Regions from separate parts of the Homo sapiens genome. Here region 2 is linked to region 1. The links are chromatin loops, found by intact Hi-C in ENCODE. Cell type or tissue: K562. All regions are shown on one strand. Links, peaks and the distances in the headings refer to the core of each region. The heading gives the core; the rest is flanking DNA. Region 1 has its middle 79 kb from the start of FAM171A1. Region 2 overlaps MINDY3 (MINDY lysine 48 deubiquitinase 3).

What was found. A loop is a pair of places that touch in the nucleus more often than their neighbours do. Peaks named below come from ENCODE experiments on the same cell type or tissue, not always from the same donor. Only the 100,000 strongest peaks of a DNase experiment are listed, where the experiment ranks them.
Region 2: it touches region 1 in a loop (4-fold over the local background); 1 of 110 quality-filtered maps calls a loop at or near these places.

The regions. Positions count from the first base shown.
Region 1 is chr10:15,444,656-15,456,814 of GRCh38, forward strand. No RefSeq gene overlaps it. Among named protein-coding and RNA genes, the nearest start is that of FAM171A1, 79 kb to the left of the region's middle. In K562, for the core only: no CTCF peak of the experiment used is centred there; DNase peaks (open chromatin) are centred at 6,396 and 6,706; H3K4me3 peaks cover 204 bases.
Region 2 is chr10:15,796,805-15,808,963 of GRCh38, forward strand. The region is part of intron 10 of MINDY3 (MINDY lysine 48 deubiquitinase 3); the gene reads right to left. It overlaps LOC124902383 (a long non-coding RNA gene), which reads left to right. Exons shown (of 4, transcript XR_007062071.1): 2 at 351-495. Among named protein-coding and RNA genes, the nearest start is that of MINDY3, 58 kb to the right of the region's middle. In K562, for the core only: no CTCF peak of the experiment used is centred there; a DNase peak (open chromatin) is centred at 5,707.

The DNA.
Region 1 (12,159 bases), core at 4,566-9,565:
GCTGAAGGACCCACGTGGAAAAGTGGGATCTGGAGGTGAGGAGGGAAGGGGAGGGTCAGAAGAGCCTGGAAGTCTAGGGAGAAAGAGGTTTTTCTTCCTGCATTTGGTGGTTAGCCATGTTTGCCCCCAACATAGCTGGCATGCAGGCACACATGTTAGCATGCAAGATTACATCTGTGTGTGCGCGCCCCCCCCCCCCCCCCACACACACACACACTCCCACACACCCCTGATAAAATCTGGGGGAGAGACAACTTTTGTGACAGAGTCCAAAAGCTATTCCTAGATCTCTCCCCTCCCCATGTGGACCATGTAATAGATTAAAATGCACTTTAAATGTAAGCTAGAGGACCACACTTCACGCATTTTCCTGTGCACTATTTGAGGGTGTGCATTTGGGCTCATGCAACACAGTTCCCCTCTCTCCAGCACTGCAGAGAGGTAGTGTGTCAGGCATGTTGTTATTACTGCCACTGTCCTTGATTCAATGTGAATGCAGGAGGGACCCTCTACTGCAGTTATGAGAGTTCTGGATCTCCTTGGGTGATCAAAGTGGAGACACAAGGTGTGAAAAATGGAGGTCAACTTGGGGTCAATTCTCCCTGGAAATGTGTTTCTATATTTGAAACCCACCTTAACTAAATAACTATGAGAAAAGGCAGTCATTGTTGGATGCTAGGCTGCACACCCTCAAGGCTGTATGACCTGTCTAGCCTCTCTCCCCATCCTTACACATCCCCACCCCCCAAAGCCATTAGACTCTTCCTTACCTCTGCTATTTAGCTATAAATATTTTCTCTTTTTTCTTTTCTTTTCTTTCTTTCTCTCTTTCGTTCTCTTTCTTTCTTTCTTTCTCTCTTTCTTCTTTCTTTTTCTTTTTTTTTTTTTTTTGAGACAGTTTCCCTTTTGTTGCCCAGGCTGGAGTGCAAAGGCATGATCTCGGCTCACCACAACCTCCATGTCCAGGGTTCAAGCAATTCTCCTGCCTCTGCCTCCCAAGCAGCTGGAATTACAGGTGCATGCCACCATGCCCAGCTAATTTTTTGTATTTTTAGTAGAGATGGGGTTTCTCCGTGTTCGTCAGGCTGGTCTCGAACCCCTAATCTCAGGTGATCTGCCCGCCTCTGCCTCCCAAAGTGCTGGGATTAAGGTGTGAGCCACTGCACTCCGCCTATGAATCTTTTTTTCTTTTTTCTTTTCTTTTTTTTTTTTTGAGACGGAGTCTCTCTCTATCGCCCAGGCTGGAGTGCAGTGGCGCAATCTCAGCTCACTGCAAACTCCACTTCCCAGGTTCACGCCATTCTCCTGCCTCAGCCTCCTGAGTAGCTGGGCCTACAGGCACCCGCCACCGCGCCTGGCTAATTTTTTGTATTTTTAGTAGAGACGGGGTTTCACCGTGTTGGCCAGGATCGTCTGGATCTCCTGACCTGCTGATCCGCCCGCCTCGGCCTCCCAAAGTGCTGGGATTACAGGCATGAGCCACCGCGCCTGGCCGAATCTTTTTTTCTTAAGAGATTGGCACAGATAAAGATTATTGGAATGATTTCAGTTTTTTCCACCTGAGGAAGAAAAGACCAATGTGCTTTTGTCTCATGGCCCATTTCAGCTCGACATCACTATGCATACTCCTGGCTTGACACCATTCAGAACCTGTAGCAAAGGTGGGGTCGCTTCCAGGCATGAGAGTAGCAACTGGCTCCATGCTCAGCTTGCAGAAATAACTTTCCTTTCTTTCAAAATTCAGGACCACAGATTTCCAAGCTCTGGAGGTGAACTGCGGATGGCATGGTAAATTAAATGAGAAACAGGGTGACCTGTAGCCATAACATGCATGACAGCAAAATGGGTAAAGACCATAGAAGGCCTCACAGGAGAATTTTGCTAGGGCACCTGAGGCTTCAGTATGGTTTGGGGACGTGGGTGTCAAAGTTTTAAAAGATAAAGGGATTTTAATGTAAAATGAAATAAGAATATATATATATATATTAAAATGAGTGCTAAACTCCATGAGTTCTTTTCCTTTTACCCAAATTGATTTAATTTTCAATATTGATTTCAAAGGCTACTGTGTTTGCATGTTTGGATGATGTTGTGATGAAAACACGTTTACTAAGAACCCTGTGATTGCTCTGCAAAATGAAGAGGAGCTGCAGAGGACTGTCCCAGGCAAGGCCAACTTGCCTGTAAGACCTTTGGGAAACATTCAGTACTTCGAAGACAGAGGAAATTAAGCTGCAGTTAAAGTACTTGCAGAGAGAGCATCTGAAAGTATAGGGACAACCTAGAGATGCAGCAATCAGACTATTCTAGAATAAGAGTTGACTTATGCTTTACTGCCTACTTAGTAAACTATGGGATGCATGCAAACAGTGATGTGATCGGGCACGGTAGCTCACGCCTATAATCCTAGCATTTTGGGAGGCTGAGATGGGTGGATCGCTTGAGGCCAGGAGTTCGAGACCAGCCTGTCTAACATGGTGAAACCTCGTCTCTACTAAAAATACAACAACAAGAAAATTAGCTGGGTGTGCCTGTACTGGGGTTACTGAGGCAAGAGAATTGCTTGAATCTGGGAGTTCGAGGTTGCAGTGAGCTAAGATCATGCCACTGCAATCCTCTCTGGGCGACAAAGCAAAACCCTGTCTCAAAAAAAAAAAAAAAAGAAAAAAGAGAGATTCCTGATACTTTTCTTATTTATGTATTTAGAGACAAGGTCTTACTCTGTCACCCAGGCTGGAGTGCAGTGGCATGATCTTGGCTCACTGCAACCTTGAACGCCTGGGCTCAAGCAGTCTTCCTGCCTCAGCCTCCTGAGTAGCTGGGACCGCAGATGTGCATCACCATGCCTGGTTAATTTGTTTTTGGTACCCAATGGGCAAAGGCATGACCTTCTCTTGCCCTCACTGCCTTTCCTGCAAGCTAGAGTGTAGACCTGATGGGGCAGCCAACTTAAACCAGGGGATGGAAGCTGTGTTTTGAGGCTGGCAGAACACCAGAAAGAAAAATCTGGATTCTTGATGATTGTGCAGCCTCTATTCCAGCCCTGGATTGCCTTCCTGGATTTTGATGTGAGTGAGAAATAACCTACCAGCTTTGTAAAGTCACAGTGAGTTTGGATCTGTCATTTTCAGAGGCCAAACTATATCCCAACCCATACACTCACATGTTAGATTTCTTGTGGATGGAAACTGTGGCTATTCCTTTTGCTCAAGAGAAGACAGTGGACTTTCTTGCTTTTCCTTTGCAACACACATCATAGACTATCCAACCCGAGGGACTATTTGGTTGGAAAAGCAATTGATTTATAAACCAATTGGTCTGGTTGTACCAATTTTAAACAAAAATGGTGGATTTTGATGTTTCGCTCCTTTGGTGTAATTAGATTTCTGTAGTATCGAGGCAGCCAGTCGCCAGTAGTAAGAGATGTCTATATTCCTCTGTGATGAATTAGACAGCCCTGTGGATTCATCTTTGGAAGTTGACAAGTCCATGTTCCAAACTAGACTGATTCTTGTATTTAATGAACATGACAAAACAAAATGTATCACGAGCAAAAAGCATGCTATTGTGTGCTGGCAACTACTTTAGTTTGTCGAAAGGGAATTTCTAGGAGGAAAAGATAGAGTTTTAAGTCAGACTTTAAAAAATCACTTTCCAATTTTCTTAAATTTTGATTTTCTAACCCAGCTTACTGTAGTATAGGCAAGGTAGAAAAATAGTCATTTATCTGAAGGATATTCCACCCAGAATTTCAGCTTTAGGTGAGCATTAGACAAAGAGCTAAGATTCCCTGAAATTTATTTGCCCAGAGTGATGCTAGTGAAGGGGCGTCATTGTCTGGGGTAAATAACCAGGGATCGTCCTCTTGAATCAAGAAGATTAAGGACATGGACACACACAAGGAGTGAATTTTGGAGCGGAGGTTTAATAGGCTAAGGAAAGAGAAAAGAGAACAGCTTTTTCTCTTGAGAGAGAGGGGCTCCTGAACCGGGAATTCCGGCCAGAATGGGAGTGCATCGGATTTTACAGACAGCATTGAGGAGGCAGTGTCTGATTTACATAGGGCCCACAGGTTGTTGGATCAGGAGTGACATTTACATAGTGCACGGAAAAGGCTGGCCACCCCACCCTAATCTGATTATGCAAATGGGCTTTCCACTTGGCTGGTGCCATGTTGCCTGCTCCTCACTGTACACGCAGCTGGCAAAGAGAAGGGAAGATGGAGCCACCATTTTGACCATGCCTAGTCCCAGGTAGCCTTCTTCTATTGGCACAGCAGCCGGCATTCACCCGCGCAAGCTTCCAGCTTGCTTGTCTATGTCTGCAGCTCGATTTTCCAGGCTGCGGTTTGCTAGAAAAGAAAATGATTCTGGGGCTGCTTTTCATTAAAAGGAAAACCTTACCGAGGACTCCCTTACCTTCACTATCTGCCTAAGTAATTTCTTCTTTTTTATTTATTTATTTATTTATTTTTTTTTTTAGACAGAGTCTTGCTTAGTCACCCAGGCTGGAGTGCAGTGGCGCAATCTCGGCTCACTGCAAGCTCCACCTCCCGGGTTCACGCCGTTCTCCTGTCTCAGCCTCCCGAGTAGCTGGGACTACAGGCGCCCACCACCATGCCCGGCTAATTTTTTTTTTTTTTTTTTTTTTTTTTTTTTGTATTTTTAGTAGAGACGTGGTTTCGCCATGTTAGCCAGGATGGTCTCGATCTCCTGACCTCGTGATCCACCCACCTTTGCCTCCCAAAGTGCTGGGATTACAGGCGTAAGCCACCGCACCTGGCCAGTAATTTCTTCTTAACTCCTATATCACTAGGGACTTCATATGCATTATGTCATGTAATCCTCACCATACAAGAGAGGTAGTACCACTATTATCTACATTTTGCACATGAGGAAATTGACATGATTGGCAAAGTTTACACCTCTAGTAGTGGCACAGTCATGACTGGAATCTTAGCCTGACTTCTAGACTCTGAATCCAATGCTGTAATGCATATTGACGCAAATGCTTAAAACCAATGAACTTTTTCTGCGGTGTTCCTAATAGCTTCTTTCTCTGGTCCAGTTATCGTTACATTATTTTTACCCAGCACTTGTAAGTGTCTTGGTGTTAATGTAAAGACATTCACAGGCGAGAAGCTGGGAAAAAATGCAAAGAATAAAAGGATTACATCAATATTGTCAGCACATAGAAATATTTGACTTTGGTTTGTTTTTGACAGTGGAGGGTAGTTGGTAGTAGTGATAGGAATATTTTAATAGCAATTAGCCTCTTAATAGAACTAAACGACATCATAATACAGCAATGATGTCATTTTTTTCTAAACAAATATATTCACAAATGAATGTTGTATCTTTATTCCTGTTGGCCTTCTATTGATCAGAAAACCTTTAGGACTCATTTTAAAAGAGCCTTCAGACTGAGCATGGTGGCTCATGCTTGTAATGCTAGTACTTTGGGACGCTGAGGCTGGATGATCGCTTGAGCTTGGAGTTGGAGGCTGCAGGGAGCTGTGAACAAGCGACTGCACTTCAGCCTAGACATTAGAGTGAGACTCTGTCTCTAAAAAAATAAAGTCTTCAAAGTCCATGCCAGGCTTGGCACAGTGGCTCACATCTGTATTCCCAGCACTTTGGGAGGCTGAGGTGGGCAGATCCCTTGAGCCCAGGCATTCGAGACCAGCCTGGGCAAGATGACGAAACCCAATCTCTACCAAAAAAATACAAAAATTAGTCGGGTGTGGTGGTGTACGCACATAGTCCCAGCTACTTGGGAGACTGAGGCAGAAGAATCACCTGAGTCCAGGAGTTGGAGGCTGCAGTGAGCTGTGATTGTGATTGCGCTGCTACGCTCCAGCCTGCGCAACAGAGCAAGACCCTGTCTCAAAAAAACAAAAATGAGAGACAAAGTTCATGCCAATCAAATTTTCTTTATGGATCAAATGCTGTATTGGCCCTTTGAAGGGACATTTTTTGGCAAAATGTCATTTAGAAATAAGACTAGTGAATAAAGTGAGGGTACAAGCTAGAGAATTCTATCTGATTCTTTAAATGAAACCTCGGTGTAAAGTAATGAGACTCATTTTCTTAGGTTGTGAGTGTCTCTGAGGATACAGTTCTGGAAATACTTTAAGCATGAGAGTAATATTGAAATAATTGTAGTTTTCTGATAACAACTTTAAAGGAACATTGGGATAAATGGACTTTTGGGCTGCTTATCTTAAAAAAGTAACAAAATGCAGAAAATGAATTCACAGACAGTGTAATTGTAGAAACTGACAGCTTCCTCTCTGGCTAAAAGTCTTCCAGTAACCAAATTGCTTATCTATTTGCTTCTATATTGGTCCTTGAATAGCCAGAAGAAGTCCTCCTCCACTTTCCCTACTTCACTATTTTAGACTTAAAAAAATTCAGCATGTTTCATTTTGTGACTCCTGAAGAGTTACTGGTCTTCCTGTTTAATTCTCCTATGTTCTGGGAAATATGGGAGATTTAAAATCTAGTGATAAAGAGACATGACAGACATCAGAAGACATGTTACACTCAGTTTCCAAAGGGCAGAGTACAAGACTTATGTTATTCTCATTCCAAGTGTGTGACATTGGTGCTGTACCCATATTGATATCCAAGACCAACAGGACAGCCGAAGAGAATGGTCCCTGATAAGAGTTCATTTCTCTGCCTGCAGCCATCTGCAAACTGAAGTCTGTTGATAAGCACCCCATAAATTATAACATGAACAACCCATCCTCCAGTTTTAGAGGGAAGTCAGCTTACACCAATTGCACAGATAACAGGTTTTCAAGAAGGAAAGAAATTGTTATGAACACACTCCCTTCTTTCTTCCTGAGCTCCCTGCTGTGCAGGGGGAACTGGCAAAAACAATGACAAACCGTCTCCAGTTTCTGCAAATCACTCTCTCTAAGAGCTAAAATCAACTGTGCAAACCCCTTCCAAGCTACATAGGAGTGTCATGTTTAGACCATTCATCACTCTCCCTTACACTGGAGGAGTTTTTCATGGACGGTGTTACTTCCTGAGCCAGCCTTTTCACTGTCACCAAGATTTATGCCTTATTACTCTCTTGCTAAAGGATTCCTCAAATTTCCTAAGGTCTTTCTCTTCCAACAGGATGAGTAGGAAGAGGACAACTCCCATTCGGAGATGTGGTTTACTTTTTTCTTTGAATTGTGAGTGATCTATGCTCTTCCTCCTCTTCAGTTGTCACCATAATTGATGGGCTTCTAGATATATTGGTTCAATGAAGACTCTATCAACATGACACCAACTGGGGCATTTGGTTTAGTCCTTGAAAAAAGTAATTAATTCGGTGGAGAAAACATTGATTCAATTGTTGATTGATTGAATAGAATTTGTCAGAGTAGCCCCTGAACTGTGAGCACATAACCCAAGGAACATGCTACTGCAGTGTTATGGAAAGGACATCTGGAAACTTTTCAAAATCTCTCCTTAACAGGGTACCTTCCTCTCATACACCCCTGTGGCATAGCAATTCTAGTCTTCTTTCTGCCAAGTCAAATATGCTTGTAACTATCCACTATTTTTTGTGAACCAGCTTTCAGACACAGTTAAATATGAGATCTGAGAACTTAGTCCTAACCCCTTTTAATGAGTACCTAGTAAGCCATGTTCACTGGGCCTTATATCATAGACTATCCAACCTGAGGATCCATTAGGTTGGAAGAGTAATTGACTTAAAACCCAACACAAATGCCATGGCAGACACTGTAGGTAGCCTATTAACTTATCATTTCTCTAGCCTCCTTTACAAACAGAACTCCAAGATGTTGTGGCATGTGGTTGCAATGTGCTTCGTGGATCTTCCACTATCCCAGGAGTGAAAGCTGGCATGACAATTTTGCGTCCCTTCTTACACCAGGTTGAGGTATGGGCTTGGTGCATAACTGTAGTCAATGAGACATGAGAGGGAATCTGCTGGAAACATTTTGAGAATGTCTTTCTGCCCTAATAAAAACGGATACAAAAGCAGCCTGGGCAATACAGTGAGACCCCATCTCTAAAAAAAAAAAAAGTTTAAAAGTTGGCCGAATGTAGTGATGCACACCTGTGGTTCCAGCTACCGGGGAGGCTGAGGTGGGAAGATTGCTTGAGCCCAGGAGATGGAGGCTGCAGTGATCTATGATTGCACCACTGCACTCCAGCCTGGGCAACACAGCAAGACTCTGTCTCTAAAATAAATAGATATAGGAGGAACAATGGTCCGTTTCTGCCTCTGGACAAGTCTGTGAGTTTGGAAGCTGCCGTAGCCTTTTTGCTACCATTGGTGGAGGAAGAAGAATGGGGCTGGGGGAGGGTGGGGCATGGTGGGGGGCGGGTTCCGGCAAGCTGAGGATGACAGAGGAGCAAGTGAAAAGAAACTTCTACCTTTGAAGGTATGATGGAAGTGGAGGTCTGATACAAAATGTTGTGCCTTAGATGTGGGGCAGAGGAAACTATTCTGATGCAAATTTGCCTGTAATGGGCTTGCCCTGCCAGCTCATAAAATTAAGGTGCTGTGATTTAGAAGAGACCTTGGGGTAAGATATTTTTATGGAGTCGTAGAACTGCTGTAGATCCACAAACACAGGACTGGGAATCTCAGTGGCTTTGGTAAAGATTATTTTGGAATGACTTTATTTCTTGTTATTTTGTTGACAGAGGTGTGATGAGGGGATTCTCTGTGGGTGAATTTCTGAATTTTTTGTATCCAAAGGGAGCAGAGAAATCTCTGAGTTGGAGATTCACATCCAGTGTTAAGTCATTTTTCAGCAGGCAACACTAGATTCTGGTCACAGATCTCCGAAGAAAATAGTCTCCTTCCCTCAGCCTCATTTACTCACACCATTAAGAGGTGGGAAGCATCCCCCAATTTTCTCTGCCCCCCTTCTCCTGAATTACTTTGTCTGGTAGAGGGAGAGAGTACAGCTGACAATCTGTGTTTTCTCTTGTGTGGGAGCAGCCTCACTTTGATCGCAACCCTTGACTTGATGGCGGCTGGCCACATCCCAGAAGGAAGAAACAGGATAGAGTTAGGGCAGGTCATATTTATTTTAGAGGAAACAAAAAGGGTGGGGAGAACCTTCAGCAGATGAACGTGTATATGTCATGGGGCAGAATGAGGTAGAAGCCTGGAAAACATAAAACAGAAAGACAGGATTGAAAGACTCGATCATCCCAAAGTGTCACCGTTCATAAGGACCAGAAACACCACCAGGACGGATGCACACGTTTTTGTGAGATTTTGTGACGGCCAGGGTAAGGGTGGCCAGAAATCAAAGGATTCACTTCCCTCACTAGCACAGTTTCCCAGTCCTGAATTCCCTGTGCATTATGATAACTGGATTCTTGTTTAATTCCTTGCAATGCCAACACTAACACACACTGTGCATTAGGGAAATACTATAGATAGGCTTTCTCCCAAACAGCTGTCTCTTGTCTTGTTTTGAAAGCATAACCTTATGTAAATCAATAGGAAAATCCCTCTGCCTGTCTCCTGGAGCAAAGAGTAGCCCTGTAACCTCCTTTCCATGAAGTGGAACTGAAGTCATTGCAGGTGCGCTGTAGGACCCTGCTGTGGGCCCTCAGGGAGCCATCTGTTCGTTAGAGGATGAGATGGCCTTTGCTTAGGGAGACACAGATGGGTGGGCATTTGGCTTTTAGGCCAGGTCAGGTCACTAAGCTTGTTTCCTCTATGACTGTAATCAAATAACTCATGCCTGACTCTGGTTAAAGAACTTTTTATTTAGAAAATATTTGCTATCATGGGAAGATGCTGTGTAGCTTGCATGCATCTCATCGCTCACCTCTGATTTAGAATTTAGAGATCCTTCAGAGATTTTTTATTTGGTTGGGTGTTCCATTTTCTGTGTCTGGACAGGTTGACTTGCTGCAAATATAGGGAAATAATTTTCCTCCCAAATGGCTCTCTGTCTTTTTTATTTTATTTTTTTGAGATAGGGTCTTGCTATATTACCCAGGCTGGCCTTGAACTTCTGGTCTCAAGTGATCCTTCCTCCTCAGCCTTCCAAGTAGCTGAGATTATAGGTGTGAGGCACTATGCCCACCTTGGTTCTCTGTCTTGAATGATGAAAATGTGAATTGCCGAACCTAGAGTAAACTGGGCTTGAGGAATTAAAAGGACCCTTTAATTATTAAACAAATAATTCCTACAAGTAAAATTCCTTCAAGAGATTCTGGAGGACTATTGATGAAATTCTGTCATTTTGTTAAATACTGAAAAATAGGTCCTATTATTTTAATCCTTCTAACATTGCCTTTTGAGCAACAGACATATAGAAACATTTCTACATCAATACGTTTGAGTTTAATGAATGAGTAATATTTGGGTGAAGTGTTTTGTTTAGGTGTTCCTCCTTCTCAATTCTTGGTAATATAAACCAAAAATAAAATCCTCAGCCCCTCATCTGACTGAGTAGACCCCTTCTTTCAACAAGCATTTTCTACAGAAAATACTAGTTCTGGCCATGATGGGAAGGGAGGATCAGGCATGCTTCATTCTACCCTCCTCCCTTTGGTATTCAGGCACAACTGACTAGCATTAACATTAAAACAGATTTTAAGATGGACAGAACAGACTTTTGTAGCAATAAGATACCAAATTCAAACCTGACTCCAGTGTAGCATCACATGACAGATATCAGGCCCTGAAAGAAATCAAAGTATTTTTACCCCAAAATATATTTGACATATTTTGAAATGGCCCTGCAAAGTAAGGGAAACTTACATTCTGTAAAGAATTGCTTCCCCTTTCTAGGTCTTTTCCTGATCCTGAAGAAATTAGCTGAGAGTCTAGCACCTTTGAAAAGTCCAAATAGAAAACATTTGCCATGTATTGCCTCTAAGAGTGGCCACCTGTGAGACTTCATCTACAAAATAAGAACTTCAGTCTCCACAACCCCTTATCTTAACCCACACACTCCTCCAGGTCTTTAGATAATAACTTAATTCTTTCAATGAATTGCCAGTCAGAACATCTTTGAATCCATCTGTGACATGTAATCTCCTCCCCTGCCCCACTACTTAGAGTTGTTCCACCTTTCCAGACTGAACCAATGTATACTTTAGTATTGATTGATGTCTTACATCTCCCTAAAATGTATAAAACCAAGCTTAACTCAGCCACTTTGGACACATTCTCAGGACTTCCTGAGGCTGTGCCATGGGTCAGGGTCCTTACCTTTGGCTCAGAATAAATCTTTTCAAATATTTCATGGAGTTTGACTTTTTTTTTGTCAACAGTCACTATGAAGAAAAGATGTTACGATCCCGGTACTCACTGTGTCTTCATTGTAGACAATTTCTGTGCTCTAAGTAGAAGAAACTGGATATGATGTCAAAGTCTAAACTTGGTACACAAAAGCACTAGAAAGTTTGATATGCTTTGCAGAAAAGATTGTTTGCTTTTTAAGTTTATTAATTGTGAGATTTAATTAAATAGTAAGAACTCACAATACTTTTTATTTTTATAATGTTACTGGCATGTACTTATTGTAATGACATGTACTTACCCTAGAACATTTAAGAAATTCAGAAAACATAAAGAAAATAATAAATACTACCAGCAATCTGAATTTCTAAAAAGTAAACACTACTAAAATTTTGGTATGCTTCCTTTCAGTGTTTTTATATACACATAAATAATTACAAAATTTAGACCATATTTTATATATAATTTTGTGTTCTATTCTTTCATAATAATCTTATAGTGCTTTTAAATTATTAACATTTAATTTCCAAGAAAACTTTTGGAAATTATCTGGAGTCTCTCAGGCCATTCAATTTATATTTAAGTTAATAAAGTTTGTGATTCTGTGTTTTGTGAAGGAAACCTTCTTTACTGTAATTTCCTTTTTTTATTTTTATTTTTTTTTTTTTTTGAGATGGAGTCTTGCTCTGTCACCAGGCTAGACTGCAGTGGCACGATCTCGGCTCACTGCAACCTCTGCCTCCCAGGTTCAAGCGATTCTCCTGCCTCAGTCTCTCGAGTAGCTGGGACTACAGGTGCACGCCACCAAGCCTCGCTAATTTTTGTATTTTTAGTAGAGACGGGGTTTCACCATGTTGGCCAGGATGGTCTCAATCTCTTGACCTTGTGATCTGCCTGCTTCAGCCTCCC
Region 2 (12,159 bases), core at 2,850-7,849, 350 kb after region 1:
TTTATCAGGATTCTAAGCACAAAAATTGTGTTCTCTTTGATTCTTTACATTTACCCCACATATCTAAGCCATTATGAAATTCTACTTGACACACATGAATCTAAAATGTAGGCTCCTGTTGTTTACCTCTGGTTAGCTTTTACCTATAATTGTCTTTGCCTATAATGGTGTTTACTCAGACAAACGTCATCAGAGGGTAAGTTTCCAAGTATCCCTTCCTACTACCTTGAATCCTTTTTATGGGGTACAAATGTTAACATCTAAACTGCTGTTCCCCTGTGAACACAATTTTTGCAAGAAATGTACTTCTTAACTGTTGTTCTAATATCTCACCTTTACTCTGTTCACAGGTGAAGAAACTAAGAATCAGAGGAGTTCTAACTGAGCCATGAGGACTCGATTCCTGAAAACCTTATTTATAAAAAACAGGAATGGGAACTAAAACAAGGCAACCTGTGCAAGCCCTTACAAGTTTTTCATGTATTACAGTAAAAGGTAAAGCAACTTAAAAACCACTTGACATTTTTTAACATTTGTAAAATTTTGTAATGCACAGTTGTCTCTCATTTACCATCCCTTGCTAGAAACTTCTTAGGCTCACCCTTCACTGCATTTCCAACATTATTTTGCTGATAATGTATACGCCCAAGTGACATGTTTTCATTTGGCTTAACTTTCAATGCCTTTTTGATTTTATGATCTAGTCCTTTATTGCTGGACCCTTGAATTGTATCTAGTCTTCTGCTATTACAAAAAATGCTGAATCAAATAAACCTGAACATGTAACATCATAAACGTGCAGTTATATTTGCACAGCAGGTCACCAGAGTGGGATGGCTGGGTCAAAGAAAGGTTTATTTAACCTGAACAGTATTTCTTAAAACCCTCTTTCCTTTTTCTGATACATTACCAATACAGCCTTAGCTCTATAATTAACTCTTATGCCAAAGCTAGGACTGCAGTGTTGGCTCTCAGATTTAGGGAGCAATTGCTGACATGTGGGTTATTATTATTCCTCAGTTCCCTTTATCACTCCCAAACCTTAGTTGCAGATTTCTACATTTATTCTAGTATAAGCTTTAGCTCCCTTAACTATTTCTAACACATTTTTCTTTTTCAATTGTCTCCGTTAGACTGTTGAAATTTATAGATGAACACCATAACCTTTGAAATTCTGGCTGAGAAGGTACATGGTTACAGATTCAAATTTTATGCAGAGGGGAACTTACAGGGGCACAAAATCAGGATACAGTTATTCTTTCTATTCGCCATCTGTTACATTCTCAACCTTTTTTTGCGGTCACCAATGAATGAGGAAAAGTTCTGAAATGAGTTTTAAGATACTGCTGGTAATTTCTAAGTATTATTTAAAACTATGATCTAAACAGAAGAAAAGGGAGTATCAGGTTACTTTTTTCTGGGTTAAATCTTTTTGGGGGAAAGGTAGTAGAAATGTAACTGAAGCGTTACTTCAATATTGCTACAAAGTAAAGTTTGGGAAATTATCGCTGTTTACATAGTAGAGGGAAGCAAGTAGAATTCCAGATTTTAGCCATAGAAGGTTTAGATCAGATTCTCTGGCATTAAGGAGCTGACAGTTCAGGAGTGTAAAAAGAATTTAAAGTAAACTACCTGATGCCTTGTCTCTAAGTGCCAAGTGTTTTTTTTTTTTTTTTAAATACTCTGCTAGTGGTTGGGCACGGTGTGTCACGCCTGTAATCCCAGGACTTTGGGAGGCCAAGGTGGGCAGATAACGAGGTCAGGACTTAGTTAGAGACCAGACTGGCCAACATGGTGAAACCCCATCTCTACTACAAATACAAAAAATAGCTGGGTGTGGTGGCAGGCTCCTGTTAACCCAGCTACTTGGGAGGCTGAGGCAGGAAAATCATTTGAACCTGTGAGGCGGAGGTTGCAGTGAACCAAGATCATGCCATTGCACTCCAGCCTGGGCAACAGGGCAAGACTCTGTCTCAAAAACAAACAAACAAACAAAAAACCACTATGCCAACGTAGAAAGAAATTAAAGTAAACCTTAATGAAAAGTATACCACACATCTCTTTCTTGCCTGTGGTTCTGAACAGGCTATACAAGCTCACCTGCTATAGAAAGAGCATTTGGAACTTAGGCAAAAATCTCGGTGGACTCTAGTTAACATGTGTTCATTTAGAGCAGGGTTTGGCAAGCATTTTTCTGTAATGGGCCACAGAGTAAATTTTTATAGTAAATTTTTATGTTTTGCAGGGCATATGGTCTTAGCAGCAAAACACATGGCCATGGCTATGTTCCAATAAAACTTTACTGAAGCAGGTGGTGACTTTATTTGGCCTGAGGGCCATTTGCTGACCTATGATTTAGATAATATATTACATATTTTTTCCCCCAAATGCTCTAACATTTATTTATTTTTTTTAGATGGAATCTTGCTCTGTTGCCCAGGCTGGAGTGCAGTGGTGTGATCTTGCCTCACTGCAACCTCCACCTCCCAGGTTCAAGCAAATCTCTGCCCCAGCCTCCCTAGTAGCTGGGATTACAGGCATCCACCACCATGCCCGGCTAATTTTTGTATTTTTAGTAGAGACCGGGTTTCACTATCTTGGCCAGGCTGGTCTTGAACTCCTGACCTCATGATCCACCCACCTCAGGTTCCTAAAGTGCTGGGATTACAGGCTTGAGCCACTGCAACCAGCCTTTAACATTTATTAAACATGCCAACTTTTTGATATATGGGGGGAGTAAAGACATCTTAATCACTTTTACAGATTTTACAAAGAATATATTTTGGCTATTAGCAGAAATAGAAAAGAGGGCACAGAATTCTAGCTAGAAGGAACGGAATCAGGAAAGGCAGGGAGATGTGACTTCATAGCACACAGGGAAACTGAAAAAGGTGAACAGGACTGAGAACTGTGACAGAAAAGGAGGACTTAGGAAGGGAAATGAGCTTTGACAGAAGAATGAATTTGATTTTCGAACTTTTAGAGTTTGGAGGTAATGGTTAAACATCCAAGTAGAATACATGGAGTTATCTTAATACTTGGCACACTACGAACACTCACTGTTAGCTAACTGCGAGCTTCTCGTGAGCTATTAGAAATAGAATATTAGTGTTAGACTGAGGTTACGGCTGGGGAACTTGCAAGGGAAAATATTGAAAACTTATGGAAGCAGATTCCTTCAAAGAACTAAGAAGCGAGTACAGTTGATCCTCAAACAACATGGATATGAACTGCATGGGTCCACTTATATGTGAATTTTTTCTCAATAAATATATTGGAAATTTTTCTTGGAAGAAATTTTTCTTGGAAATTTGTGACAATTTGAAAAACTCGCAAACTGTGCAGCCTAGAGATATTTTCAAAAGTTAAGAAAAAATTAAGTATGCCATGCATGCATAAAATATATGTAGATACTAGTCTATTTTTTCTACTACCATGAAATGCCACAAATCTATTATAAAAAGTTAAAATGTATCAAAACAGGGGCATACGGACTGTACCTGGCACCACTCACAGTCAAGAGATGTAAACGAATGTAAAGATGCAGTATCAGATCACAACAGCATAAAATTAACTTTAGTGCATACTGTACTACTGGAATAATTTCATCACCATCTCCTGATGCTATTGTGGTGAGCTTGTGTTGTATCTGCTCAGAGCACAAGTATGGCGCTAATCATCTCCGCATGTGCAGCCCATCACTCCAGTGAGTTCCACATCACAGTAAAAAGTGATCTTAAGCAGTTCTCACATACTTTTCATCATGTTTAGTGCAATACTGTAACTCTTGAAAAAAAACCATGGAACCCATATGAAGTGCCACTAGTGATGCCGGAAGTTCTCCCAAGAAACCAAAGTCAGGACGTAAGAAAAAGTGGAATTGCTTGATATGCACCATGGATTGAGGTCTGCTGCTGTGGTTGCTCACTATGTCAAGATAAATGAATCCAGCATAAATATCGTAAAGAAAGAAAAGGAAATTCCTGAAGCCATTGCTGCAGCCATACAAACCTTCCGCTTTTTGCAAAATACCTCCTTGTACAAAAAATGCAACTTGTATGTAAGTGCAGGGTTGCTATAGGAAAGGCACACCTTTAGATTCTAATATGATTTAAGAAAAAGTGCAGTCATTATACAAGCTAAAGCAAAACAAAAGTAAAGGAGCTAAAGGTGGAGAACTTAATGCCAGCAAAGGATGGTTTGATAATTTTAGAAACTGGTTTGGCTTTAAAAATATCAAGGTAACAGGAGAAGCAGCTTCTGCTAACAAAGAGGCAGCAGTTAAGTTCTCAGAAACCATTAAGAAAATCTTTGAGAAGAAAGAATATCTGCCTGAACAGGTTTTTAATGTGGACAAAGGTGTCCTATTCCGGCATGGGGGGGAAATGCCATAAAGGACATTTATAAGTAAGGAAGAGAAGGAAGCACTAGGATTTAAGACAGAAAGGAAAAGGCTACTGTTTTATGCACATGCAGTCAGGGTGATGACCAGGACTGCCCTTATTTATAAAACTGCTAAACCCAAGCTTTGAAGGGAAAAGATAACACCAGCTGCCAATCTTTTGGCTGTATAAGAAAGAAGGCCTGGAAGAGAATGCTTTCTCTGGATCAGTTCTATCAATGCTGTGTACCTGAAGTTACCTAGTACCCTGCCAGTAAGAGACCACCTTTTAAAGTTCTTTTGATATTGGACAATGTCCCTGGCCACCCAGAATCCCATGAGCTCACCACCAAAGGCACCAAAGTAGTTAACTGCCCTCAAACACAACATCACTAATACAGCCTCTAGATTAGGAGGTCATAAGGACCCTTGAGGCTCATTACACACAGTAGTCTGCAGAAAAGATGATATGGTTATTGCTATTAAAGAGAACCGCAACAGCAAGAACAACATGGAAGTCTGGTAGGATTACAGTACTGAAGAGGCCATCACTGTTACAGAAAAAGCTAATCCATCTGGCCCAAAACATATTCCTGCTAGAGAACACTGTGTCCAGATATTGTGCATGAGTTCATAGGATTTACAGAGCCAATCAGAGTAAAGGGTTTCAAGATAAAGATCTTGGAGAAATTCAAGAGCTAACAGATACCACATCAGAAGAAATAACAGAAGATGGCTTGATAGAGATGAGTGCTTCTGAACCAGTGCTGGACAATGAGGAAGATGACGTAGAAGAAGCAGGGCCAGAATACAAACTGACATTCATTATAATTTTAACATATTCTTTTCTCCGGCTTACGAGATTACAGTATATAATACATATAAAATACAAAATATGTGTTAATCTACTGTTGGTTACGGTAAGGCTTCCAGCCAACAACTGGCTACTAGTAGTTAAATTTTTGAGGGAGTCAAAAGTTGTATGTGGATTTTTGACTATGCAGGGGGTTAGCACCCCAACTCCCATGTTACTCAAGGGTCAATTATGTTTTCAAAAACGAACTGCATTAGTCTGTTTTCACACTGCTATAAAGATACTACCTGAGGTGGGGTAATTTATAAATAAAAGGTTTAACTGACTCATAGATCTACATAGCTGGGGAGGCTTCAGGAAACTTATAATCATGCCAGACAGCGAAGGAGAAGCAAGCACCTTCTTCACAAGGCAGCAGGGGAGAGAGCATGCAGGGGAAGCACCAGACATATATCAAACAACCAGATCTCCTGAGAACTCACTATCAGAAGAACAGCATGGGGGAAACAGCCCCCATGACTCAATCGCCTCCCACCAGGTCCCTCCTTACTATGCGAGATGAGATCTGGGTAGGGACAAAGCCAAATCATATCAGGAATTAAGGCAACTTATTGGCTGAAGTTAAGTGTAAAACAAGTAACTCAAAACCCTGTATGTGGGGAAATGATAACAAACCCATTTGTTAGCTATTTAAACAGAAACTCTTTCTTTCCTCCCAACATACAACCCAGTGATACTGGTTAGGCTCCAAATAACAAAACCACCAACTGTAACTGTCATTACTAATACAACAAACTGTGTCTTGAACAATAAAAAAAAAAAAATCATGTTTTGCTCTTTTGGTCTCAGTCATATACTACTAACAGCTAATTTGGTCAACTCTTTAGGCAATAACTCTTAATCACACCACTTAAAAAAGATGTGTTTACACTAGAGGATGAAAAAAGAGAATAAAAAGAGAAAAAACCCAAGAGATTATTGTAAATTCAAATGGAAACATTCCAGAAGTTTTCTTCCACAAATCAAAACCAGTACATAGTCTTCTAAAGTGATTACTGGCTTGCTTATTTTGACTGTTTACAATGCTTTTTGGATCACTGTAGAAAATGATCTTTTATTTAAACCTTGTTTAAATTTATGTAATGTTTAAATGTTCAGAGATGTAATCAGAAAGTTATGAAACCACCTTCTATTCCCATTAAAGTGTTTCATGTTGCAGTTCTTTTAACTCTGTAATTTTAATTCAAATTATAAACACTAATTTTTGCCGATTTATTTAACTTAAACACTTGCAAACAGGGTTCCTAGTATAAAGATCTGTAGACTAATCCATGTAGCAAACTTAATATTAATATATCAATATACTGCATATTTGCATAGCAAGTTTGAAGAGCAAGTATAGAATTACATTCAATTGAGAGAGTTTTACAATCAAGACAAAACACTTCAGAGGTATAACTGCCGTATTTTTCTTATTGTACATAAAATGGTTTAGTTAGAAGGAATGTAATGACTTTATAAATGTGAAGAGGAGGATTCTACCCTCAGATTTTCCATTTCCAAAATTTAATATAGCAACAGCTTTTAGGTTCCATATGTAGTATATTTTCTCTATCTAACTATACATAAAACCATAATTTCTTAAACATTTGGCAGGCTTAATAGATGGTAGAGAAAAACCCAGTCTGTGCACTTAAGGTCGCAGTCTAATAGAACAGAGAAAAACATGCTACTCTATCTTTACTTCCAAGAATCTTATTAAATTTATCCTAAGAAAATTATCTTCCAAGATGAAGTTCTAACAAATGTACACTAATCCTACACTCCCCCACCACACACACAAAAAACCCCACGAATGATAATTAAGTAAAGGGATTCCAAGGTCAGCAAATACACTTGCATTTTCTTTTCTTCATCCCTAGTTGTAATACTTAGGAGAAAATTTCAACATGTACTGCATTTGGAACTCTTTTAGGTACCCTCAGTAGGAAGAGATCCTACACATGAGACTCAACGATTACATACTGTTTTAGTTAGCAATTTAAGCTCTGATTTACCATCAAAATTATTTTTATTGTAAAAGCAGTTCTTTACATTAGTCTGATATAATCACATGATTTTATCAGAGGAATTTATATTCAACCAATTTACTGGTCAACAGGGATTGCAAAACAATATAGCTTTTAAAATTATCTAGCCTCACTCAGCTTAAATGCAGAGGGTTGGCGGGGGGGCGGGGGATGGAAGTAGGTGGACCAAGCTGTTAATGGGACTATCTAATAGCCTACAATCATGAAACAGATATCTCCTTTTCACGTAGCTCTGTATTATCAGTGTAACTATTCACTATTCACCATAAACCTTTTAAAATGTTGTAACATTAGCCATCCTTCTAAACACCTACTGAAATATAAGGCCTGTGTACAGTGGGTTGGCTGGGGATAAGTAATTCATTACTGAAAAGGTCTTTAAAGTTTTTCTCATTAAGCCTTTCATCGTTATGAAGAGCAATCTGCTGTCACGATTCATCAAAGAACCTCCAAGAGCATCGTCATCTAACTTCAAGAATGACTGCACATATATAAATGACATTTTAGCTTGCAGACAACATATTATAGTGTTTAAAGTCCCTCCAATAAATAAATAAAAGGTAAATGCTGTATAATTTACCTTTAAGCAAAATTTTACTTTATAATGTTTCACCTTTAGTCTTTGCTTACTATCTGTATTTATGAACAAATAATTTGGGAAATAGATTTTAAGTCAATTACATCATCTCAAAACACAGAACGTCATTAGTGGCAGCAAGATTAACAGAATTCAGTTAATCCCAATACCTGAAAGCAGGAAGGATGGTGGTCTTTTCTCTTATTCTTCCATTATTTTCCAAATAACGTGTAAAGCCCAGGTCACCTCCACAGTAGCCCACTGCTGTGAGGCACCAATCTGTGTCGTATGGGCAGAGAAATCAGGGTAGGAAACACAGCAGACAGCCCTCTGACGTTCTTCCTCTAGAAACACAGACTCTAAATGCACAAGTGGAAATAACGCAGTGGGAGAAGAAGTTTCCAACAGATGTCATCTACTCTTGTGCCATAATTATTAAAATCATTAATGAGTGAGCTGCTGACTCTCCAAATTATCGTAATCGACCAACTAACTTTAACAAATCCGTCAAGCTTTTCTTGAAGTTAGACGACGTTCTTGGAGGTTCTTTGATTATTCATGACAGCAGATTGCTCTTCATAATGATGAAAGGCTTAAAGAATAAACTTTAAAGACCTTTTCAGTAATGAATTACTTATCCCCAGCCAACTCACTGTACACAGGCCTTATAATTCAGTAGGTGTTTAGAAGGATAGTTAATGTTACATTTTAAAAGGTTTCTGGTGAACAGAGAATAGTTATACTGGTAATACAGATAGAGGTACCTGAAAAAATAAAGTTCCTCTTTATTTCAAAGTTAGGACTCTTTGTATCACTGGAATTAAACTGTTCAATCACCTAGTGATACAAGGTAATCGATGGTGGTAGATAATATTATTGTTCCCAATTAGTTGCTGCTTCCTCCTTCTAAGAGGATTATTTGTCACTGTCTGTTGCTAAGTGACCTGAAGTACTTTTCTCTGAAATGGGCCTACTTCCTTGCCTCATTGACATCAGATTCAGCCAGAGAAATACAACTGGGAGTGACATTATGCTAGCTCCTAGCAGAAACTTTAAGTGCCACTATCTGGTTTGGCCAGAAGTCTTGTTCTTTTCCCTCTCTTATGAGAACTGCACATTCCAGGCAGAAGCTACTCCTTCAGCCCAGATCTTAAAATAAAAGAGACACGTGGAGCACACCTGCAGCCAACATGTAAGTTATGAGGGCGGTAAGCTTTGGGCTGGGTGTGTTGGGGAGAGAGGTATGGTGGCTGTGGTGTGCTCCAGTACAGCCAAAAAGAGGGTACATTGCTTTTAGAGACGTTAAAACATTCTCAAATTCCTTTTTGCCATCACCACGTGCAGACAAATCTGAACAATGTCAGTAGTCACACACTCCTCCTACCCACAGGATGGGCTGTTCTCATCGCCCCCTTCTTGAGTACCACTGTGTACAGGACTGAAATGTCAGGGTTGTTGGTTACTGCAGCAAGCTGGCAAAGGGGATTAAAACCTAATATTCTGGCTGGGGCTGTATGTTGCTTGTGCCACATGTACTCTATTTGATCTTCCTATTGAGAGCAGTCTATATTTTCCTCTTGTGTCTTCCCTCATGCTATCCAGTAACTCTGACCTTAACAATGTAAGCTGCACATGGAGGAATCTCCACATACGCAGACTTCATGTTTCCTATGAAAATTAATGCTTAAGAAGATTACTGAAACTGTGTCTACTCAATACCAATAATTTAATCTTGGGAGGCTTGGATTAGTATGAACAAAAAGTGAGGGCCCCCAACCAATCCTACCTCGTTTTCTACAATTTTAAACAAGGTTTGCATGATTACAAATTAGTCACAGTACTCACATTTATAATTTAAAATTTTATCACAGCTGTGCAGAGAAGCTTTGACTGTTGATTCAGAAGGCTGCTCTACTTCCATGAATTTGCTTTACATTCATGCCACGGATATTCCTGTTTAGCTTTCCATATCAAGACAGACTTTCATATAGTAAGGACAATTTGTAAATAAATGTGATTATTCAAGCTGGTCCTACAGCTGATCGTCAACCTTTGGTTTCATCTTAATATCCTAGCACAACTAGTATGGTTTAGCTATCATCTACCAATTACTATTCCCCAAACACAGTATTAACTTTCCCATTATAACACTACATCTATACAGCTTTCACTTCATATCAGTCTCAAAGTTACCATGTCCTTTCATTCAAGTATAATCTTTTCTACACCTACTTCTTCCCTCTTCCAGGGTCTACTCTACTCTAGCAGAATGAGTTGTTTTCTTAAGGGAGGGAAGTAGTTAAATGCATAGCTCAGAAGTCAGAAGACTGGAGTTTAAATCCTGCCTTGGTACTCACTAGTATCTAACTTTGGAGATGTCATTTTTCTCACTGGCCCCAGACTGTAACATGCAGATGAAAACGGCACGCAGCTCACAGGGTTGGTTTGAGGATTAAATGAGGAATGCTCCTGAGATGATTAATTAGCATACTGCCTAACATACAGACAACATTCAGTAAACACTCACAGTAAACTATTACCATGTATTATTAATCCTTACGTTCCAACAGTACTTACCACAATACTGAATGTGTGTGACAGTAGGTAGTGTGGGAAATCAGTTAGTGCCACAAGAAGGAAGGAAGTTGGAAGAAAGAACAGGAGCAACAAGAGAGTAGGAGAATCAGCGGACACAATACGAATGGTGGAAGGTTGGACCAGGAATGCTGAGCAAGACTTTGATAAGCGTATTCTGGGCAGAGGATAACATAAGCAAAGCATGTGCAAACACACACAATAATCCCCCAAATTAAACTTAGTAAGACTTAGTGGCGGTCATCTATTAACCATACAAGACCTTTTTTTGTACTCTGCTATCAACTCTACTGGCTATGATTTTTTTCTATCAATTCTGAACAGATAGCTAGGGGTGTGGGCTTAATGATACTGACTCTTAATTAAAACTCATAGGCTTCATTCCTAACAGAATACTTCTAGGCCCTTCCATCAGTATTTTATCTTTAGACAATTATTTGGATACTATTGTAAGAGAAAAAGAAAAATTCAGTGGAAAAGAGAGACTTCTTCCAGGAAGGCTGACATCACTGATGACTGAGAAGTAATAAGTAAAAGAAAAAGAAAATTCAGGGAAATCACAAAAACCAGAATATACAAATACAGCTGCATAAGGCAAAGAGTACATAAGGGTAACTGATGTTCACTTGGCTTAAGGAGGCAAGAACATTTATATTTTGAAAGATTTCTGGTCAAAATAATTAAAAATGAAAAGCTTTAGTATTATTGTGGTACAAGTCATTGGCATAATCCTAGATGGCTGATGGGGGACAGCCCCAAATTGTGCTAAGCAGGTAGGAAAGAGTTTGTGATTAAAAATTTACATACTTGTAATAATTCAAATCACTGAGAATAATTAAGCTGTCCAGATGTCTACCCAGACTTTCCAAGTAGTTCAGATAAGAGATTAACTTCAGGATCCTTTAAGTTGTTATTTTAAGGTCTTAAAAGTCACAGAAGTTATGATTAAACTACAAGAACAAATAATTAGCATTTTCCCTATTTCCTTTCTGTATTAGATGAGGCACGAAATCTCAATATATGCACAAACTCCAGAATTTACTTAAGATAAAAGGATGAGGTAACTAAACTGCAATAAAACACAAAATGCCAACTGTGAATTTTCTTGGAAGAGTAAACGTATAAAGCACCACTTTACAGCTTTTCCTTAACACCGTTTTATTACATGCAGAGAAATGTCGATGTAGAACTGTCCAGTTTTTAAACACCTAAGAGAGAAAGGCTCTAACAGTTCACCGCAGTGTTTTTCCTGTTACACCAAGGAGTAATAAAAGCAGCTTGTGCTGTAGAAATAATTCTCCCTACATTCCCAGTAACAGATCCCACTGGAAGAACAATGTCAGCTCACACAGCAACAGTTAAATAATTTTTTCCTCCTTAGCATTAAATTCAGTTTCTTTATATGAACAGTTCTGTCATGGATATTCACGTGTTCATGCCTGACAAGAAAACTGCTTTTATCAAAGGAAAGGTCAAAGGTGAGGTTCCGCACACACATAGAGCCCCTTTATAACCATAAAAGAGAACAAAAAAGTGATGTAAAACTCATCTCCCCAACTTCAATGAAGAGTTTAAATGGAGTACCAAGCAAATTAGCCACTGATCTTCTGAAGATGAAACTAGATGCTATAGGCAGGGTCCAACTATTTTTATACTGGATCAACAGCTGTCACTCCACATTGAGATTCAAATGCACAGTAAA